Regions from separate parts of the Mus musculus genome. Here region 1 is linked to region 2. Evidence: chromatin loops called from intact Hi-C (ENCODE). Cell type or tissue: heart. All regions are shown on one strand.

Region 1 (8,000 bases), 520 kb before region 2:
CTCTCACCTCCTTATCCCATTTCTACACACGCAGCACTGAACGACCTCAAAGGTAAAACTGATGGACACACCTCGGTTCACTGGTGCAGCCGCAGCAGCTGGTGCGCACACTGAGAGCCTAGGCGATTTCCACTCCAGCAGCCATAATGGCAGCTGAGTGTTTACATGGTCCCAGCGCTGCCCCTCTCTCCTCTTCTTTCTCCCCTAACCTCCTTCTGTATCTTGTTTATTTCCTGATCAAAGGTCAACTATTAGGTGACCAGTACAAAATGGGTCTCTTGGCAACCACAGCTAAATCGGCCGTAGCCTGCCTGAGGACGGGGCCCCTAACAGCCCATGTTGTGTTCATGGTGGTGTCTGGGACGCACTGGTGTGGATGGGAAGTGGGGCTAGGAAATTCCCCACCTCGAAAGTGGGTTTTAGGCTATAATAAAGCTTAAAAGAACAAGCCCCGGTGTTTTGCACAGAATGCTTAGCGGGATTCACTTCCTCCAGAGGATGGAGGGTGGGAAGAACAGAAGTCACGTGACCTCTACCATCGCCTGCTCTACGCTTCTGGGAACCACTGCTGTCCTTGACAGCTGTGAAGTGGGGTGTACAGGCTTTTGTATGGAAAACCAATACTCGGAGGGACGGTCCGAGGTAGCTCAAGGGCGGGGCTGTGTTAGTAGGACTGGTTGGTCAGCCTTTGTCTCTCTAGCAACCCCACGCAGTCAAGTGCCCCGTTATGTGGGATACACGGCCTTCCTGCTGCCCCCTCACCTGGCTGGGTGAGGGGCCGCTGCTGGTTCTGGGCGTTGTAACTCTTCCAGCTGTATTGTGGGCTCGGAGAGCCCTCTGCAGAGTGGCATGTCAGCTGGATGTTGTTCCCGATCACCATCTCCCCTTGGATGCTGCAGTCTGGCTTGGAGGGTGGAACTGTGAAAGAAAGGGACCACAAAGAGAGACCTGAGTCGCCTGGAGACAGATACTACCCATCCCGATATCTCTCAATCTATGGAGGAAGAGAGAGAGAGAGAGAGAGATTTAATATTATAAAGCTAATTCATCCCCAAATACCTGCTGTCATAGCACCCTCTCTAAGAGGCGGCCCCACAGGCTGTGCTACACAGCAGCTCCTCCCAGCCTAACAGTAGCAACTTCATCAGAAAACCTGTGAGGACCTATCAGAGACTTTCAAGGCTGGTCTCACTGGCTGCTGCTGGGGAGGGTATTGAAGTCTCTCACCTGAGATGCCAGCCACTCTGTCATATACCAATTGGCCATTTGTAAGTAATCATGTTCTAACTGTTCCTGGTCTTGTCTCAGAAGATGCTGAAGTACACGGAGTGTGGGATGCATTTGAAGTGGGAGTTGTCCATCTATACAGCGATGGAAATTTGTCCACACTGAGATGAGATTCAAGCACCGTGGCTTGTGGTGGGCTCGCCTAAGCTTTGCATATAAACACTGGGAGTTCTCCAGGCTGAGCTTCCATAGAAACACTTCGGTTTGTCTTTTGTGTCCTAAAGAGTTTGTTTGAATCTCCCCAGGGAAAGAGTCACCACGGGCTGGTTGATAGTGGCTTCTTGTGTTCTATGAACTCTTGGGTGTTTGAACATGATCAACGTAGCTGTTATACAGATGGGGGCCACTGGAGCACACAGACAGAAGGGACACTTGTTCTTGGGCTCTGGGAGATGTGGGACTAGAACCAAGGTTTCCTGACTCCAGACCCAGTGTTTGCTCTATTGTCCCAGGTGAGCTCTTTCTGCTCCTAACTCAGCCAGGGTCCCCGTGTTCCTGATCTGTAAAGTCAGGGGACAGCAAGCCCCTGTAGGAGGCCATATGGGATTTATAGGTATATTATTTCCAATGCTGTTTTTTTTCTTTTGGAGGCATGTAGAATATATTTTTATTCTTTGAAATCTTCATACATGTATGCAATGTATATTGATCATGGTTTCTCCCCCACCCCACCCCCATCCGAGTCACTCCCCCTGGACAGCTCCTCCCTCCCTTCTGGTTTTAATAATGCCTTGGAACCATAGGGCAGGCAGGTTGTGGGCTGACGCCAGCCTGGGTTCCTCACCCTAGGCTAGACGATCTCTGTATCCCTCTGCTTCTTGGGACTGTTCTCTGTGGATCCACCATTGCCCTCTCCCCTACTTTGCATTTTATTTTTATTTATTTTATTAATTTATTTGTAATTTATAATTTATTTATAATATATTTGTTTACAATATTTATTTATAATTTATAGTTAATTTTCTTTTATTATTTATTTTATTAAAAATGCAATCAACGGGACCCCAGGTAGTGCAGAGCTTCCCCACTGGGTGAAGAATGTGACTGAAGACATGGGAGTGGGCAGAGGTGACCAAGGAATACCAAAGGCAGGGGTTTATAAATCCCAGCAGCCACTGCAAAGCATCCGCACTAGCTTCTTGAGACTCCAAGCCTGTGACTTTTCCTCAACCTTGTCAATGTCACGTTGGGTGGAGTGGGTGGCTCTGTAGACGTTATTAGGTTCTGCCTAACAGTTCTGGGTACTATGGTGGCACTCTGAGTCAGTCAAGGAATCTAGTGGGGGTACAGAAGACAACGAAACAATGGCAGAGCAGGAGATGGGACTTCTGGGCCAGAGAACCATGACCCAATGCATAATTCTGGGCTGTGGCCTGAAGGTCACCATGGTGAAGGAGGTGACAGGAATTAGAGCAGAGACAAGCATGCCGAACAGAGGAACAACATGTGCAAAGGCTCAGAGGCAAGAAGCAGGAAGAATCCATGAGACTCCAGGAAGCATCGTTAGGGGCGAGGAAGGGAGAGCACTTGGTGGAGGAAGTTGTCTCTGAGGTCCTCCGACCCTTCTACCTTTGTCACATGCCATTTTGGATGGCTTGCATGCCCAGTTCAGGCACATGGTCACCCATCTTGAGGGTTAATGCCAGTCTTAACCCACCTGGAAGTTGTCAGAGGAATTGTCCCCGACTCCTCTCTTCCACTCCAGCAGCTGCATAATTTCTTCTTGGAAATAAGCAGGCTATTATTAAGAGTGCCTTGCATCTGCTGACACAGCTGGGCCAGCCAGGTATGGGGCGGATGGTAACCACCAACCACGGGGACACATTAGAGGCACTCCCGAATCGCCAAACAAAACCCTAGCTCCTGAGGATCAAAGGCCAGCCTGCAGGAGCAGGTGAGCAGAACACCTGCCAGAGGTTGGCTACTTAGGCTCCTGCAGCATCCTGCCCGCCCGCCCGGGAGTTAGCAGACCTGAGACTGGCGGTGAAGGGGAGGCGAACCTACCCTCTGAGCATTCCTTCCTGCTGTGGTTCTCTCTCCCTCCTGGGCCGCACACCAGAACCTTGCAGGGCCCTTACCTAGCCAACCTCACTCTCAGGCATGCCTTTAGCAGGAGGCGCAGCGGCAAACTCCCATACACTCATTAGACTAAGTGGTGGAATAGCAGAGGGACACCACCCACCCCCCAAGCTAGTTTTTGGTTGGTTGGTTGGTTGGTTGGTTGGTTGGTTGGTTGGTTGGTCGGGGCGGGGTGGAGTTGTCGGATACAGACAGAAGTGGGAAGGAAAGTGCCAGAGACCAACTGCTGAGGCGTAAAAGGCAAAGGCGCCTGTTTGGAAAACTAGCACCTGCTTCATCCACTCCTTGGGTGTGGTCTGAACAGGAACTCCAGAAACTGCCCGCCAGGGTGATGGCCAGCAAGAGAGATATGCTTTCAAGAGGACTGAGTCGAGATCTTTCGCTCCAGGCCCTTGACCACAGGCTCTAAACTTCCTGCGGGCCCTGTGCCAGGCACACCCGGGCCCTCTCTCTCCAGATCTTCAGCGCCCCAATCACAAACAGCCGGGATCTCGAGTTAGATCTAGTTTAAAGAGCCCGCGGGCGGGAGCCAAGAGGACTGGCGAGGGAGCAGAAACTCACAAGGGAGAGGGTCTTGTTCTCACGTGGCCTGTTTTACAAACAGAAGGTTACCTGAGTAATTACTGAGGGAGAGGCCATGGAGGGTGGGAGGGGATGTGTTAGGCTTCAAAGCCTCTCAGATGCCGTCTGTTCCCTTTGAAGACGTCAGGGGGCGCCAGAGGCCAGGACAAGGATTTAACACCTGCCGCACAGGCTGCTGAGTCTTCTGACTTAGGGGCTTCCTGCAGGTGAGCTAGACAAGGCTAGCTCCCCGGGGCTAAGGTCGGAGTTTCCTGCTAGCCTCCCCAGAATGAGCCGCCCCGTATAATTAAAGTCATTCTCTTGTAAAAATTATCTAGTTATATAGACACCGAGAAAGAAAACTTTTCACAAAGAATATTGCTGGGTTTATTAACATGTAATTTTTTTTAAAGCAAGAGGTTAGTTTCAACGAATTCCATACTCTCATATTAAACGTGTAGCCTTAACTCTTCGGGTTAATCTGATTGTCTTTAAAAGTAGGTGGTCCTTGATGTACGGGCCGGAGTTTGGTTGGAGGACCAGCAGAATCAGGTTTCAGATTTACACCGATTCTTGCCATTTGTTTGAAATCCTCTGTCAAAAAAGGCAGGCCAGGTATTTAAAGAACCCAAATGTTATACAAGTCTGTGTATATATAATCCTCATATGTATATATAACTTATGATTTTTATTCATACCTCTACACAAAGTGAGATAAAGGGGTATATTGTAGTATTGCTTGTTCAAACAAGAGCTAAAAAAAAGCGTTGAAACCTGAGGTGTTCACGGTGCGCTGTCAAGAAGCAACTTGCTAAGTGCTTTATAATATCTCACGTCTTCACAGGAAAGAGCAAAGTGTCTGAGTGTGTGGTGTGCGTTGGGAGAACGCCGGGCGAAGTCTAAGACGCCTGCCTGCATTACCACTGGTTGCCACATGGTGGCGGGGTGGAAGAGGTCTTGCCTATTCTTTAGGCAGCATTAGTTGATAACCGCAGTGTAGTCTGACACGCTATAAGGCTTTCTATGAGTCCAACAACTACCACATACAATTTAAAAGAGCTTCTGCCAAGTAGTGTAAAGGAAAAAGAGGAAAAAGGATCCTCTGTTTTGATGCACAGAGATGCTACCTCCCAGAAGTGGGGCCTTGCTCACACTGCACATAGACTAGATTCTCATTAAAGCAATCCCAGTAACTGGTTTGAGGCAATTACTTCCTGTGGGCCTCACCTACTCAGAAATTAAAGCAGATGAGTTTCCTCGCCTCTCCAAAACTATAAATTCCAACAAATTCTCCTGTGAAAAGGATGCTATCCTGGGACATACTTCCCATTGGTTGGCGACTGTGCCTTTGTTAGAGGAAGGGTGGAAAAACTGGTGTGGAACAGAGTTGAGAGCAGGGAAAGAGTCACCTATGGGGGTCACGATTGGCCCTGTGAGTGCCACACAAGATGAGAACCCGTGTATTGCTTGGGGGATCCCCTTCACTTCTTTTCAGTAATGAGTTTGGAAGGGGAAAGAAGAGTTGGTATGGAGGGCAACGAGCAACGGGAGCAAGGGGTGACTCCAAAGCCACACCTCTGCCCTCAGAAACACCCTGCTAGCCACCGAGAACCCCCGGAGAGCATTTGAGAGACAGAGGGAGAGACAGAACCATGGCTCTGCTGCTGACAGCGCCTCTCTGCCCACCCTCCTCCCACAGGAAAAGACAGAGACACTCACCAAGGACCAAGAGGCGGACTCGAGACTTGGCGTTGACATCCTGGTCCGACATCAGTGACACGGAGCACTCGTAGGTGCCATTGTCGTCCATGGTCAGCTGGTCGATGGTGATAGAGGCATTTGACAACTCAGCATCGTTAGATACTCTCACTCGATTCTCATAACGGTTCCCATAGATGTATTTCTTTGTCACAAAATTCCAGGTGACCACTCTTTCCTGAGAGAAAGAGGAAATGTCTGTCAGGACCTGGTGTAGACCTGCCCTGACTCAATCTTCGTCCCCCAGAGCAAACCAACAACATGTCAAACAGAAGGGCAGTACCTGCTGGTAGATTCCTCTTGTTATCTAGCTAGATAACTTTAGACTTTTAAAGATTTGCTTTTGAGCTTTAGGGACTGGGGTTGTAGTTTAGCTGGTAGTACTTGCCTACCACACGTAAAGGCCTGGATTTGATCCCAGTGCCGTGTAAACTTGGTGTTGCGGCGCGTGCCGATCATCCCAGCATTCCAGAGGTGAAGGGAGGGAAAAGTTCAAAGTCGTCCTTGGCTATGTAGCAAGTTCTAAGCCAATCTGGGAGGCATGACACACTGACTCAAAGGAAAAGCACAAAACAGCACCGAGGCACACACCCTGGGAGACCAGTGTGCACAGAAGCACACACCCTGGAATACCGGTGTGTAAATGAGGCTGGCTCGGATCCCAGCACTCACATTTGTGACCAGCCTCTCTCTCCTTGGTTCCCTCTCAGCCCATGGTTTATTCTCACCCATCCCTTCCTTCATCCAACACCCACAGTGCACCACCATAAGCCAGGTACCACACTAGTTAACCACTGAGTTCCAGCTCACTTGGTTCTGACTATTGCCCTTGGAAGTTGTTTATTTATTTATTCGTTGGTGTTGACGAGGCAGCACATTAACAGCTTAGACCACAGGCACAGACCAGGCTGCCTCAGTCAAATCCTCACCCTGCTGCTAGCTGAATGGCCTTGGCCGCTCTGAGACTCTCTTTTCTCACTACAAAATGGAGATGTTGATGATAATACATCTCCTAAGATTGTGCTGAGAGCTAAAGCTGATAATACAGGCAGAGCAGTTGGGGTCTGCCTGGCGTTGTTTCTACCGTGACTAGCCATTATGTCGGTCCACCATGTCCAGGGCATACAACCCGTGAGTTCTTCCCTCAAAAGTGAGTTTGAAACCAAGCAACCAGGGTATCTCATGATTATAACATAGACTGGCCACTTGGGGGACGATTCCTACGAAGGCTGATAGCTGCTTTGAATCTCGAAAGGCAGCTGTGCATTAATCGCATAAAAAGCTAGAAGGCTGGAGCAGCGTGTGTGATATGTTAGACATTGGAGGCAAAGGAAAAAAAAACAAACAGCAGAAATCGGCAGTGACAACCCCAAGGGGCACAGTGTGAGTAGTGACAGATTGGCGAGAGCCGAGCTTGGACAATAAAGGCCATAACTACTATTTACGATATGTATGTCATTATGCTGCGCACTGTTCCAAGGACTGGATACTTGTTATCGCATCTAACCCACACACTCGTATGCAGTAGACCTTATGATCACACCCACCATTTTACACGGGAGGAAACAGGGATACCACGAGGCAGATTAAGTATGTTCTCCAAGTTGACATGTTTAAGTGACTAGCAGGGCTGAGATGATCTTGGCAACTCTGGCTCAGAGCCTGAACGCTGCAGATTCTACCGAGTCACATCTGAGACACTCTGCAACACTAAGTAGTTCACAGTTCACCTCCAAAGCAATAACGTACTTTGCCTTTTGCTGATGCTTGAGACTGTGGAGCGAACCTCGCTCGGTCCTTCCACATGCGAGGCAAGAACTCTACTGTCCAGCAGCATCCCTGACTCCAGAATTCTGTATTTTGGGGGTTAGCTCTTTTTCCAGAGCACAGATGAAAAGGGACAAGTTAAGAGGTAACCAGGAGGGGCTGGAGAGATGGCTCAGTGGGTAAAGACACTTGCCACCAAACCTGACAATCTGAGTTCAAGTCCCAGGAAAGAGGGAAAGCTGCCATCTTACTTCTACATACTCACCCTGATAAATAATTAAATGAAGTCTTTAACTTAGAAAAAGAAAAAGAGTGAAAAACCATGATTATTGTCAAATCGGGTTGTGGCAACACACAGAGACAAAAATGAGTTGGAGGGGCAAGAAAACGGGGGACACATGAAATTGTGGGACCAAGATGCAGAGTTAGAGAGCAGCTAGTCCCAGATTTAGGGCTTAGGCACGAATGTTTGCCGGTATCCTTCCCAACAGAGTTAAGACACGAGGAGAGTGCTTTAGACAAAAAGTTTGTGTTCTGTTTATGTGCAG
Region 2 (8,000 bases):
CCTTCCTTAGGATGAAGTCCTTGTGAAACAGGATGTGGATGGTTTTAGTGTTCAGGGAGTCTGAAGCTGGAGGGACATTTTATCCCAGCCACACGGAGCGCTATGCCTAGAGGCATATCCATCAGGAGCAGGATAGAAAGAGGGAGAACTGTGAGGCTGTGGAAAGAAAACAGAGCTTAATCCAGATTCTGAAGCGAGAATCCCAATATGTTTTCTAGGGAGGTTATCAACTAAAGGTACTTTAAAAATATATATATATATACGTATATATTCTGGAGAGATAAGCTCACAACCAAAATCAAAATTATGTCTATAATAGTTCTTGTATATATGATATTCTTCCTTAAAATTGCAGTGAACCAGGCTTATGGCCTGAACATGACCTTGGGCAGGCCCTCATTTCTCTACCATTTGATAGAATCTTGCAAATAAGGCTGTTAACTCTACAACATCGTTGTCCCTGTTTGGTTTGGTTTGGTTTGGTTATAAAATTGTGGGGACGACAGCAACGATGATGATGATAGCAACGATGATGATGACAACAACGATGACAACGGTGGCGGCGGCGGTGGTGATGGTGATGGAGTGTGTGTATGTACACATTTGTGGATCCTTGGTCCCATCTGTCCTGAAGCTGGAGTCATAAGCTGTCTCCAGTGGGTACTAAGAATCAAATTTGGACTGCATCTCTCCAGCTCCTAATTTAATTTACAATAAGATACCCCAACTTCCTGTGTCTCAGTAATTTATCTGTTTGCCATGTCAATCATAATTCCGTCAGAAGCAGGAACTGCCCTGTGGTCTCATTTATTAACCTCTTTAGCAAGGGCCTTTGATGGTTTAGCAGGTAAGGGTGCTGGCCCCGGAGCCTGACAGTGTGTCCTGAACTCACAAGGTAGCAGAGAAACAACTCCCTTAGACTTGTCCTCTGACTCCCACCTGTGTGCCGCTCCCTACACACGCAAATAAATGCATGTAACTTATTTAGAAAGCTAACTTATTTACAATCTTTGGGAGACAATGGCTTCAGAAACTCACCTGAATCCTATCTGTAGCTGTCTGAAAGGCAATGGAAGAGTGGCCGGCTCTTTGAGAAACACACACATCTGTCTTCCTGAGTGTCTCTTCCTCATAACTTAGTGCTTAAAAATCTACGTTCGGATGTCTTTTCACGAACTCCAGCTCCTATTCGTTCAGGCTCATCTTCAAATTCTTTGCTGTGGTGAAGCCAGGGTACTGTTTTACCTAAATGAGGTTCCTAAAAACTAAAGGACCTTTAATCCCAGCACTTGGGAGGCAGAAGCAGGTGGATTTCTGAGTTCGAGGCCAGCCTGGTCTACAGAGTGAGTTCCAGGACAGCCAGGGCTACACAGAGAAACCCTGTCTCGAAAAAAAAAAAAGAAAAGAAAAGAAAAGAAAAAGAAAACTAAAGGAAAGTTCCCAGGCTGCAGTGGGTAATGGCATACAGCTGGACCTCTGTCCCTGCCCCTATCTTATCTCCTTGTTTCCTTTAATAATTACTACCCCCTCCCCAGGACCTTATTACCTCAATTCTCATTTTCTGTCTCTAGGTTCAGAAAAAACTAAAACCTCAATTTCCAGACTTTCAAATCTTTCTAGCAAAAATATCTCTTCTAGATCAGAGATATTTTACTAAGGCATTCTTTTCTACAGGACTGTTAATGAAACTAATTTTGCTCAGGCAAACCTTTTTCAGGGTGGCCCAGGGTCTTAGTTACCTTACTGTGAAGAGATGCCATGACCAAGGCAACTTAGCGTGGGCTTTTGAAGCCTCAAAGCCCACCCCCAGTGGCACTTCTCCTCCAGTAAGGCCACGCCTTTTAATCCTTCTCAAGCAATTTGGCTAAGTATTCAAACACATGAGCCATTTTCATTCAAACCATCACACCTTGGATCCATAATTTTTTAAAAAGTTACATTTATTTATTTATTTATTTATTTAGTGTGTGTGTGTGTGTGTGTGTATGGAGGTCACAGAACAGCTTGTAGGAATTTATCATCCCCTTCCACCCTGTCAGTCAGTTCTAGGGTCTAAAGTCGTCATCTGGCTTGGTGGCCAGTGGCTTCACTGGATGTGCCATAGCACCAGTGCTTGGAGTCATCTTTGGGTCTAATGGTTGGTCATCCATTCAGAGTTCAGAACATGTTTCTGCCCCTACCCACAGAATTTCATTCTTTCATGGCAACATTTTTTGTTGTTGTTGTTTTTTCGAGACAGGGTTTCTCTGTGTAGCCCTGGCTGTCCTGGAACTCACTTTGTAGACCATGCTGGCCTTGAATTCAGAAATTTGACTGCCTCTGCCTTCCGAGTGCTGGGATTAAAGGCGTGCGCCATTGTGGTAACATTTTATTTTTAGTTTAAATATGCTTTATTTTTTAGACAATATACACATCATGATTATATACATACATACATACATACATACACACATAATATATGTATATATGTTACACATCTCTATCTCTAAATAAATCACAGTAAAACTAAACTATAGCACAAGAAGATGTCAGCCATATTTGTCTTGGGTTCTGGTGTTATATGGATCACAAGCAGTAGCCAGTTATGATGGCTGGCAGCAGAGCCAATAGAATTGCTCGAGATGTTAGCATTTTTTCATTTTCTAAACCATCCTTAAAGAAAGTCCTGCCTGGGGTCACATAGACCGGAACACCAACCGAGCCAATAGGATTCATGTTTTTACTAAACCCGGTAGCTTTTGAAATTGATCAGGGTATACTTGATTTGTTCTGTGGCCCGGTCATACGGGGCCTTACTTTTTCTTGCTTCTGGTCTTCAGGTTTGCCTCAAGTCTGCCTCTGAGTGTGTTAGCCCCATCTTTGATGTACTTGCTTTTGGCCTTTGGTCTCCCGTGTGGATGACGCTCCCTTGCCAATGCACCTTTAACCTCTGACCCTCACCTGTCATTATTGTGCTTTTTGCACCTTTGACCTCTGTCCTTCAGAAGCCCGTTCATCAGTAAGTCACCAGTGCTAGCCTCTATCCTACTGACCGTCTAGATCTCTGAGACCTGGAGGCACAGCCTGACCAAAATCCCCCGGATCATGGAGATGTTAGACAACCGGTCCTGGTAGATGACTGAGATGTCATCTGCTGTGGACTGAGGCGCTCACCTGGAGGAAGGAGCTGGCTGAAAAGGCCGTAGAAACTGATCCTAAAGGCAAGGTTGACAGTCTAGGAATTAGAACTCTTTTTCTTGATTCTATTTCCTACATCGATCTTTTTCTGAACCACTTCTCAATGCTGCCTTCCTTCTGTGATACCTATGTTATGAGCCTGAGCATGCTCCTCCGTGCCTCCTCCCCACCCCCACCCCTGAGACAGGGTCTCACTAAGTAATCCTGTCAGACCTAGAATCACTATGTAGAACAAACTCTCAAAGGCCCCCTGTTTCTGTCTCCTGAGGGTGGGATTAAAGACATGAGGTGCTCTCCTCAGTACAGATCTGACTTCGTGGCCACTCCCCTTCTGTTGCCCACAGGATAACCTAAGGATGGCCACAAAAAAAAAAAAAAAGTTTTAAGAGTCTCACAGGGTAGTCTACACTGTGTGGCACAGGCTGCCTTAGAACTCCTGATGCAGCCTAGGCTGGCTGGCCTCAAACTTGAGACAGTCCTTCTTTCTCAGACTCCTCCACAGCTTGCCCTTTCTACTTTCCTGCTAAACTCTTGGTTATTAAAACTCCAATGTGTGCTCCTTGAAAGTAAAGTGCCACCGATGGGCAGGACCTGCTAACCGGAAGGCAAAATAGCTGCGATATGCATTCTTGGTTTTCTCCAATTGCCTAGTAATTAGGAACTTGCTCTACTGCAAGGTTAAGGGGCTAGGCCACTGGAAACATCGGAAGGACACTGTTAAGACTGGCTTTTGACAAAATCCTGAAAGGAGAGGCCGCGTTTTGGTCTACTGGACTACGCTCCGCCTATTATAGTCTTGTTCCTAAAACTTGTTTTCCTCCTCCAAACTCTCACTTGGATTTTCCCGTTCTTCGTTCACTCTAATCTGTTTTGTGTCTGGTCCCTCCTTTTTCCCCCTTTGAAGACCATTCTCAGAATCCTCCCTCTCTTTAGGGTTTGCTGGGTAACTAGTAGCAGCCGGCACTTTTCAGAATTGAAGTAAGGCACCGCCTCCGTCCTAACTTTTCATCTATAGGCCGAGGGACGTTGATATGCTAAACAAACAGTAAGTGCAGTCACTGGTTATCTAGGTGGCGGGAAAGAGTTCCAATTCCTATTCCTTTCCTGTCCTCTGAAAAGCCAAAAAAGGGCCTGCTCAGAGGTTAGGGCAAGATGGAGACTTCTCATGTTGCAACGCAAATGATCCAGTTCAGGCAAAGACAGATACTCGGCAAAGGTCAAAGAGATGGTGGGTCTTTTTCTATCTCGACCACTGAATGGAAGTCTTTCCTCACCTCTCTCTTCACTTCACTCCTCCCCTCCCCCACCCGGTCCCTAAATTAATTGCTTTTCTTTAGGTGAGTGAGGCCAGGAGTAACCAAGCAGATCCTAGTCGGAAATGATATCCGGACTTGGAAGAGACCGCGGGGAGGGACATTAAGAGAACTGTGGGACTGGCCCCTCAGAGAGGAGGGCAGCCTCTGGCGGCGGTGGGCCGGAGGGCAGCCCCACGACCAGCCACGCAGGCAGGCTCAAAGTAATGCGGCTGCAGAGGCACAGTACGCGGGCATGCTGCACAGATCACACCAAGGGCGGGGCCCGGAGGGCGGGGCCTTGCCCGAGGGGGCTGACAGGGAGTCGAGTTGTCCAATGGCTTCTTTCCCAGGTTGCCAGGAGGACCAATGAGCGAGCAGTGGGGCGGGCACAGGGGCTGGAGCTGGGCAGAAGGCTGGCGGTTGGCCACTGGGGCCGGGAGCGGGGAGCGGTGGCGTGGAGGTGTCCTCGCGCTCGCAGCCGCGATCCGGACAGAGCTGTGTGGTCTAAGGCAAGCCAGCCGACCGCAGCGGGAAGCCGGGCGGAACGGAGCGGCGGGAGCAGGATGGCAGAGGCCGTCGGAGCCGTGGCACTGATTGCGGCCCCGGCCCGCCGGCGCTGGCTGTGGTCGGTGCTAGCCGCGATGCTCGGGCTGTGTGAGTGATGCCGAGCCGGGGTCGGGCGGGGGCTCCGCGGCCGTGCGCGCGCTCGGGGCGCCTCGGAGGGGAGGGGGCGCGGCCTGCGAGCTCTGGGGCCTGGGCACGCCGCCCGGGGAGCGCGGCCGGGAGCCGAGGAACCTCTTTCTTTGGATCCCTTTGCGTAGAGGGCGAGGGGGGTGGGGCGGGGAGGGGTGAGGGAGCTCCCTACCTTGCAGCTCCCTGGGGACAGTCCCAGGAGCCCACTCACGCCCAGTCCCCTGCGGTCGCCTCCTGGCGATTCTGAGTTGCCCAGGACCTCCCGGGAGTCCGACTCTGGAATTGATGTTCTCCACCTTTGGGAGATGGCGGAAGATTGCAGGATTTTTCACCTGTGGGCCTTTGTTGGTTTATTTCCTTGTTTAAACCAGTGTTTTTCCTTTACCTGGTAAGATCTATTTCGAATGCGCTCAGATCAATTCTTAAGGCTCTATGATTGAAAACTCAGACTCTCATTTATTTCATCTCTGGGGTCTGTAAATCACAGAGGCGAAATTTACGTTACTTCTAGCCTAGAATGCAAAGGCTTGAAAGAATTCGGTCGAATTCGTATTAATGGTAAACATGGGCAAGATAGTTTGACAAGACGAACATTTACAAAGCATGCTTTTACTTTGATTTTAAAAGCCCCCCTCTCAGGCCCTTACCAAATAAACCAGGCTTAAGTTTTTGATAAAGGCTCCGGCTCGGTTTATATGACGTCTTGGACGAGTTGTTTTATGGGGCGTCTGAAGTAGTGTCTGCCCCAGGACTTTTTTTGTGTGTTGTTCAAAGTAAAGTACTTGTTTCTGTCTCAGAATTCAGCTAAGTAGTGGTTACCGAGAGGTCGAACTCCTAAGAAAACACGGAGGGGGTTCCTCCCACTCATTCTTTTGTTGTGTAAAATGTAATTTGTTCAAAATCCATTACTCAGTACTTTCTTTCGTGCAAAAGTTCTTAATGTAGTAGTCTCTCGAACCAGGAGTATAGGTGAGATTCTGTTGGATTTCCAGCTTTCATTTAAGCTCCTAGTTAATAGCTTGGAGGTGAAAATGGACAAGATTCTTTTTTTTTTTTTTTTTTTTTATGTATCAGATGGGATCTGTTTTGTTTTTGTTTTTGTTTTCCTGTTTCTCCTAAGGAAACAGAAAAGGCGTGGGTTTTTGTTTGTTTGTTTGTTTGTTTGTTTTTGCCATTTTTTTTTCTATTGGTGCCGGCTGTATTTGTGTTTAAGCAAAGGAACACAGAACAGACCCAAACTCCACTTTATCAGACTGATTGTGGGCTGAATTGTGTGATGTCAGACATTGCCGTTGGGGACAGGGCGGTCAGAGTGATCTTAAATTCAGGGTGTTAAAAGCTGCAGAAGCAGGGACTGTGTTATGAATGAAATGTCACCTGCTCTGCTATAAAAGAAACCATTCTTCTTCTTCTTTTTTTTTTAGAAGCCAGGTATGATGGCTTACACCTGAAATCCCAGCACTTGAGTGGTTGGGACAGGGGGATTGACATGAGTTGGAGGCCAGTCTGGGCTGATTTGAAGGAACTACACATAAGGGCTCATCTTTTACAAAACATTCTGAGACAGCATCTCACTGTTTTATCACAGGCTGTTCTTGAACTGGGCATCGTCCTGACTCTGCCTCCCAAGGGCTGGATTAAAGGTGTATACCACACCTGACTTTTCTGTTTTTGGGGTTTCTTTTCACCGTGTTGCCTAGACTGGCCTTCAACTCCTGGGCTCAAGCAGTCCTGCTTCAGCCTCCAGGAGCCTGGGACCTGCAGGAACACACCACTGATCTCATCCAGAATAGCCTCTCAAGTTCTGTTCAGTTACTTAGCAAGTATCTATCCGCACCTCTTAGATGTTAAGTACTTGAAACTCACGGAACGTGGGGTCACGTGGGGTCACATTCTTTACCCTAAGACTGCAGGTTCTTGAGAAGTCAAAACAGTCAAATCAATAGTTAAAACAAAACAAAACAAAAAAAAGAAAACAAAAAAAGAAAAAAAAAGAAAGAACATTTTCAGTGGAGATTTATTCAGTGTGGCCACGTTGGGAAGACACACGGAGATCCAGTGACTCAATTCCAGCCATCCCCAGGGTCCTGAAAGTTTAAAGTTTAAATAGAGGGCCAGAGACACATGCAAGTCTAAGCAGTTCAGGTCAGGGTTGTGGCTCACCCACCATTGACCAGTCATTATCTGGGCTTACGTCTCTCCAGCAAGGTGGTCCAACAACTTGTTAGTGTTGCAAGCTGCTGACAGTTACATTCTAAGTATGGAAGCGCTCAGCCTTGAAACTTGATTAGGATCTTGTCCTAGACTTTAGCTTTCCAGGGCAGAGGCCTGCTATTTAGAAAGTAAATTAAACTCTACAAATAACCAGTGTGGTCCAGTCTGTATTTTGATCTTGTATCAAAACTCGTCCCTTTTCTCCTTCCCCTTAACAGTCTCATCTGTGCTGTATATGTTCACCTGTATAGACTAGTGTTAAATGTGAAGAACACTGGACTGAGATGTTCCAGTACTCACAATTCTTGCGAGCTGCTCACAGAGTGAGGTTGTTTACATACCTGCTGACCCGGTCACACCCTCATCCGCGTTACTCTGCTTTAGATTCTCTCTCTTGGGGATTATTTTATACGCTTATTCTTTCCTGGCATTTTTTTACTGATGATGATATAAATCAGCACCGAGGCAGAGGAAGAATAAGGTCGAAAAGACCAGCTATTACGCACTGACGCCTTATTGACTTACGTAGCGATTTATTTCAAGCGCTGCTTGTTCTGCCTATTGACCAAACATGACTTCCTTCACCTGCTACCTGAAGCAAAATGACCTGGAGAAACAGCC

The links. A loop is a pair of places that touch in the nucleus more often than their neighbours do. Peaks named below come from ENCODE experiments on the same cell type or tissue, not always from the same donor. Only the 100,000 strongest peaks of a DNase experiment are listed, where the experiment ranks them.
Region 1: it touches region 2 in a loop (2.5-fold over the local background); 4 of 42 quality-filtered maps call a loop at or near these places.

The regions. Positions count from the first base shown.
Region 1 is chr1:166,150,431-166,158,430 of GRCm38, reverse strand. Gpa33 (glycoprotein A33 (transmembrane)) reads right to left here. Exons shown (of 7, transcript NM_021610.2): 3 at 5,647-5,863; 4 at 763-918. Among named protein-coding and RNA genes, the nearest start is that of Gpa33, 24 kb to the right of the region's middle. In heart, a CTCF peak has its summit at 4,855 (motif pointing right); DNase peaks (open chromatin) are centred at 4,050 and 4,840; H3K4me3 peaks cover 765 bases; H3K27me3 peaks cover 3,548 bases.
Region 2 is chr1:165,631,429-165,639,428 of GRCm38, reverse strand. It overlaps Mpzl1 (myelin protein zero-like 1), which reads left to right and starts at 4,888. Exons shown (of 6, transcript NM_001083897.1): 1 at 4,888-5,126. The coding sequence starts at 5,036. In heart, a CTCF peak has its summit at 4,667; a DNase peak (open chromatin) is centred at 4,828; H3K4me3 peaks cover 3,263 bases; H3K27ac peaks cover 2,840 bases.